Linked DNA regions of Homo sapiens: region 2 is linked to region 1. Evidence: chromatin loops called from intact Hi-C (ENCODE). Cell type or tissue: Panc1. All regions are shown on one strand. Links, peaks and the distances in the headings refer to the core of each region. The heading gives the core; the rest is flanking DNA.

Region 1 (2,914 bases), core at 165-2,664:
TACTAAGGGCCAGGTTGTATGAGAGGAGCCAGGTACATAAAAAGGGACAAGGGTCATAGCCGCAAGGAGATCACACTGTATGGTGAGACATATGCTCCTTTGATCGATCAGCTGAGAATTCTCCATTTTCATTTTTATCCAGGTAGGAATGTAATAACTTCATCTTCCTGTATTGTGGTGTTTCTCCGTCTCTATTACTAAGCCAGATGCTGTTTACGGTACCTCATGCTGGGGGTTGAGAGGTAGATAAGCTCATTAACTTACCATTCATCCTCAGCCTATGCCATTCTGCAGGCAGGATGCCCAGCCTGGATGCCAACTTTTTACAAATAACTATTGAAACTGTCAGTTATCTTCATGAGCACTGCTCCGGTGAAAGAACAGCATAATTGGGGTGGGGGGTGGTAAAATGTTAGTGAGCTCATTTTTTTCACCAGCAACAGTAACAAAACATCTTTCTGGGGATAATATATTTACTCTTATTATTTGGTTCATAGCAGGTAAATTCCAAATAATACAAGAGTGAAAAATATCCAATTCCTTAGCTTTTAGGAGAGGTAGGACATACAATCTCTCAAGTTCCAAAAAATACAGAGATCATGGGACCCTATATCTTTTTTTTTTTTTTTTGGTCTGATTTTAAACAGAAAAATCCTGATGCTTATTTTTCTTCTTAGATATTTGTATGCTTAAATACAAGGCAGCAGGACTATAAGAAAACCCCAGTGTTAACCCTCAAGGAAAAGATATAAATTTGAATGATCTATGACATTGTCCTCTAGGACAATGGATGGTTCATTATTAAGTCAACCAAAATGTAATTTCCAGTATCCTTTCCATCCCTCCTAGTCTATAAATCCAAGACTCCAGCAATTTGCCTACTCCTGCCCATCCCTTAAAACTCAGCTCAGCTGCCAAAACCCTAGTGAAGGCTTCCTCTCTCCTGTGAGCATTGCTAACGTTTCTTTTCTCCTAGTCTCCCTTTATCTTCTGCTTTCTCTCGTCTGGCCTTTCTCAAGCCATATTCTAATTGTTATTAACCCTTCTGTCTTTCGCCTTAGTGAGGTCCTAAGAGATAGGAGCCAAGTTTATTCACCTTGTATCCCAGGGCCTGTAGTTCTTGGTATACAGGATATCCTCAATAAGTATTTGCTGAACGGGAAAGGAAAGAATGAATGTGGGAAGGGTGGAGTATCTTGGCAGGTGCTTGCTACTCAAAGAACTAGAGCTCCATGGTGCAGCAAGGGAAAAGGTCTCTGCCTCCCAGCAGAGGGCAGCAGAGAGCTTAGGAGCAGAAACTCCCTGCAGGATGATTAACTCCCAGAGAGAGGGTTTTCCCAGAATTATGGGTGGGAAAGGCCAAGTACCACCAAGAGAGGCAGCTGATTGGATTAGGTGGTAATTGAGATAGTTGAGAGGTGTTTGCAATTAATTTAAAAGGGGAGCCATGTACTTTAGTGTCGACAGGCAAAATCTGGCCAGGTGTGGCTTGTCTGGGCCTCAGGAGGGACAAGGGAGAGGCTAATCCAATCCAATCTAATCTAATCAACTGCCCCTCATGAACAAGATCCCAGTGTAAGCCAAAGTTCAATTAGCCAGGGTAAAAAACAAACCCAAACTCACACATACACTTACGGAACTTTAGGGTGGAGAGGACAAACCCAGTGACACTAAAAATCAGAGACACATCATTCATTGTCAGATGTCACGGTGTGCTCAGGTAGGACATCAAACCTGGCAGAAGTGTATAAGGACGCTAAGAAACAAAAGTGAGTCCAATATAACTGGGTGAATTGTGTTTTGTGGAACAGGGCCTCATCTGAAAGTCCATAGCCCTGGGAATTGGATTCCCAGCAGGGAATGGGCTACAACTGATCTCAATGTCTTGGTATTCATGAGGAAGAGGAAGAATAGAGAGCAAACCTAAACATCAACACAGAATGGGTCACTAATGGGTAGCCAGAATTTTAAAGAGACTTAAATACTAGATAGCCTATGAGGCAGGATCTGAGCAGGGAGACAAACCTTGAACAAAAGTCAGTGACAAAGAGAAGGTTCTGCTGGTCAGCTCAGAAATACCAAGGGCACAGGACCTGAGAGAAGGAGTCTGGAAACAGTTGTGTTTTGAAATCACAAACCTGGCCGGCCGCGGTGGCTCATACCTGTAATCCCAGCATTTTGGGAGGCCAAGGCGGGCAGATCACGAGGTCAGGAGATTGAGACCATCCTGAATAACACGGTGAAACCCCCATCTCTACTAAAAATACAAAAAATTAGCTGGGCGTGGTGGCAGGCGCCTGCAGTTCCAGCTACTCAGGAGGATGAGGCAGGAGAATGGCGTGAACTCGGGAGGCAGAGCTTGCAGTGCGCCGAGATGGCACCACTGCACTCCAGCCTGGGAGACAGAGCAAGACTCCGTCTCAAAAAAAAAAAAAAAGAAATCACAAAGCCTCTCCCTTCACCCTCCTGAGGACCAGACAAGCCACACCTGGCCACGTTCTGCCAGTTGACACTAAACGACATGGCTCGCCTTTTACATTAATTGCAAACACCTCTCAACTGTCTCAAGCACCATCTAATCCAATCAACTGCCTGTCATGAACAAGGTCCCAGTGTAAGCCACAGTTCAATTAGCCAGGGTAAAAAACAAACCCAAACCCACACACACACGCCGTCACAGAGCTTTAGTACCGGGTTGCATTTTATAATTCCAAAGCCCGGGACTTTTACTGCTGACAGTATGGTCTGTGGAGCAGAAACAACATCATTACCAAGGAGGTTGTTGAAATGCAAAATCTCAGTCCCCACCCCAGACCTACTGAATCATACGTAATCTGCATTTTAACAAAATCTCCAGATGGTGTGTGTGCCCATTAAATTGGGGAAGCACTATTCACCACCACCTGATCCCTGC
Region 2 (2,914 bases), core at 208-2,707, 290 kb after region 1:
GTAACCAAGGGGTTTCAGCACAGCTGCCCCTCTCTGCTGGATGAGTTCAGTAGAGGAACTGGCAGGCAGTTACCATAAAAAGAAATCTGTTACAGCGTCAAGGCTAGGAACGTAAAGGTGTACCAAAAGCTACACTTCCTGCACCAGAAGAATTGGTGTCATTCCTAAGCCTTATTAGACTAATCTAAAAGAAGCAAATTAAGGAATCACAGCCCTGATCAGTGCCGGGTTTAAAGTAGTTTATAGGCCAGGCACAGTGGTTCACTCCTTTAATCCCATCACTTTTTTTCAGACCAACATGGCAAAACCCCGTCTCTACTAAAAATACAAAAATTAGCCAGATGTGGTAGTGTACACCTGTAGTCCCAGCTACTGAGGAGGCTGAGGCAGAGGTTACAGTGAGCCGAGATCACCCACTGCACTCCAGCCTGAGCGACAGAGCAAGACTCCATCTCAAAAAAAAAAAAGGGGGAGTTTACAGTGTGGGTGAGTTAACCCAGAAGGGTTGCCAAATATCAGGCCTCTTACAAATGAATACTCATTATTATTGCTAGAGTAGCAATGTTCATGAAAATGAACATTTCTAGAGTACAAAAAAAAAAAAAAATCAGAAACTTTAAACATTTTCCCAAAGTCTTGTTTCATCTAGTAACTTGCTAAGGAATTCATTTCCTCAATGGTAAGATAGGCAGCCTTGACATAGTTTGGTTCTGTCAAAGTGCCATCCAAGCACCATCTGGGGAGCTGCCTAAAGATGCAGATTCCTTGGCCCCACCCTGGGCTGACTCATCACCCTGTGGTGGGTCCAGGAACCTGCACTTTCTTCTGAGTCTTGCTCTGTCACCCAGGCTGGAGTGCAGTGGTGCAACCTCAGCCTTCCAAGTAGCTGGGATTATGATTACAGGAGTGAGCCACCGTGCCCGGCCAGCACCTGGATTTTCTAGCATGCCTGCTGCTCAGAAACTGGGCTCCTGCCCAGTAGCAGAAATGGTCAGGTTTATGATATTATACAAAAAAAGGTGGAAGTTGAGGGAATGTCTGAAAACAAAAAAGATCCAATTCAGCTCTTCATTGAGCCCCACGTTTCCAAACAATATCAAAAGACTGTATTTTTTTATGTAAGTAACTAAAATGACAGTCATCTTTCTCTTGAAAAATGATCCTCAGAAAACAAGGGAACAGTGACCTCTTGAGGAATCCAGAAGAATCTATGATCTCATATCTCATGCACCATGCATCAGAAATACTAAAGGAAGAGGAAGAAGGAAAATTCAACATCCAGCAAGGGCCTATTTGTCAAATATTATACCTAAAATCCAGTGGGAAAGATCCAGTGGGAAAGTAAACTAGAGAAACTATATAGAAGCTAAGGAGAGCCAGTTTTTTTTGTTTTTGTAAATGACTGGCTCTAGAAGCAGCAGGGTCCCAAATCCCCTCACCTGGAAGTGTCTATCTCAGCTGTGTAGGAAGGGCTCAGTCATCTGGGATTCAGCAGGGTTCTTAAGAGCTGGTCGTATGACCCAGCTTGGCTTGGTTGCAGAAAAATACAAAATGACCCTTCTTATACCATGAAGGGATCTTGTGTTTTCTTCAGCAGGGAAGAAAACTGTAACAACTCAAAGAAGTAAATTAACCCACCCAATTTTATAGAAGAAGAAGGTGAATTCTGAAGGGTTTGGGGAGTTGGACCCTCGAGATTGTTACTCCCCCCCCAAGATGCCAAAGGTCTCTCCCTTGCCACCCTCTCACACTGCCAGCCAGAGAGCAGGAGGGGGAGATCAAACCAGACTTAGCCCTAGCTAGGGAGAAGCAAACCGCATGTAATATTTCAAAATGAAATCAAACTGCAGTGCCAGGTTGAGGATCCACTAACAATCCAGTTTTGCTTGTAAACATCCCACTTTGAGGGGCATAGCCTCCCCTGTCACCCACTTCCTCCCACCTGTGTGCTACACGACAGGCTGTACACCTGCTCTCCAAGCCACCCAATCGGTTTTACAGTGATTCCATCCAAACCAGGAAAAATCATTTTTCATTCTTTTTGAAGCCAGCAGCCAAACCAAAGTACAACGCCAGCCCAAATCGAACATCTTAATTAAAATGCCTCTTACCTGATTTGACTGCTTTAATGGGGTAAGTGGCATGAGCAAGAAAGTTGGGATCGCTGAACATATCTTCTTCATAAACCACAAAGCGCAGAAATGCCAGGTTTGGGTCATAAATTTCAAATGTCACCTTCTCCTGTGTTGGAGCCCAGATAGGGCTGAGGCCATTATCATCTGGAAGGAGATCAAAGCTCATGAGAGGCCACATTGGAGCTGCCCCCTTCTGGTAAGACAATCTCCGCATCCTTCAGCTGTGAATCCCCTTAGCAACCATGTAAATAAATATGCATCTATGCCAAGATCTAAGAAAATCTGAATAATTATCTTCACTCCCCCACCCCACCTTGAGCAATCCTGGAAGCTGCTGTTGCAGGCTGGTCCCTTGGTGAGCAGAGGAAGGAGACCACCTCCCATCTCCCCGCCCCAGGATCAGGGACAAGGGAACGGGGGAGGTGTTTGTTTGCAGAGCAGGAAGGTGGATTTTGGAAAAGACAAAAGGGGAGGAGAGCCTGGGAGCCACATCCACCAGCAGGGGGTTCTACAGCTGGCAGGGGAGAGCCCAGCCTCACAGAGCAGGCAAGCAGCAATCCTGCCACTCTCCATAAATGCCAGTTTATTTGGTCAGCATCTGAGTTGTTCATTGGGCTACTTTTTACCAGGGGCAAGGATCCTGTGCTTTAGAAGGCCCACCAATCACGGTTCCCTCCTGGCTTTTCCTGGAAGAGCAAGCATTCCTCTTGTCCCTCCTGCCCTCTAGGGGCTAAGATCTCCCAGGTTAGGCTGATCCTCTGGGTCAGGTCAGCCACGTA

Evidence for each region. A loop is a pair of places that touch in the nucleus more often than their neighbours do. Peaks named below come from ENCODE experiments on the same cell type or tissue, not always from the same donor. Only the 100,000 strongest peaks of a DNase experiment are listed, where the experiment ranks them.
Region 2: a loop joins it to region 1, with 8 times the contacts of the local background. A loop is called at or near these places in 69 of 110 quality-filtered maps.

The regions. Positions count from the first base shown.
Region 1 is chr16:82,228,574-82,231,487 of GRCh38, reverse strand. No RefSeq gene overlaps it. Among named protein-coding and RNA genes, the nearest start is that of MPHOSPH6, 60 kb to the right of the region's middle. In Panc1, for the core only: CTCF peaks have their summits at 1,072 and 1,276 (motif pointing right); a DNase peak (open chromatin) is centred at 1,287; H3K27ac peaks cover 597 bases.
Region 2 is chr16:81,939,257-81,942,170 of GRCh38, reverse strand. It overlaps PLCG2 (phospholipase C gamma 2), which reads right to left. Exons shown (of 33, transcript NM_002661.5): 30 at 2,112-2,279. Among named protein-coding and RNA genes, the nearest start is that of SDR42E1, 71 kb to the left of the region's middle. In Panc1, for the core only: CTCF peaks have their summits at 986, 1,185 and 2,622 (motif pointing right); a DNase peak (open chromatin) is centred at 1,190.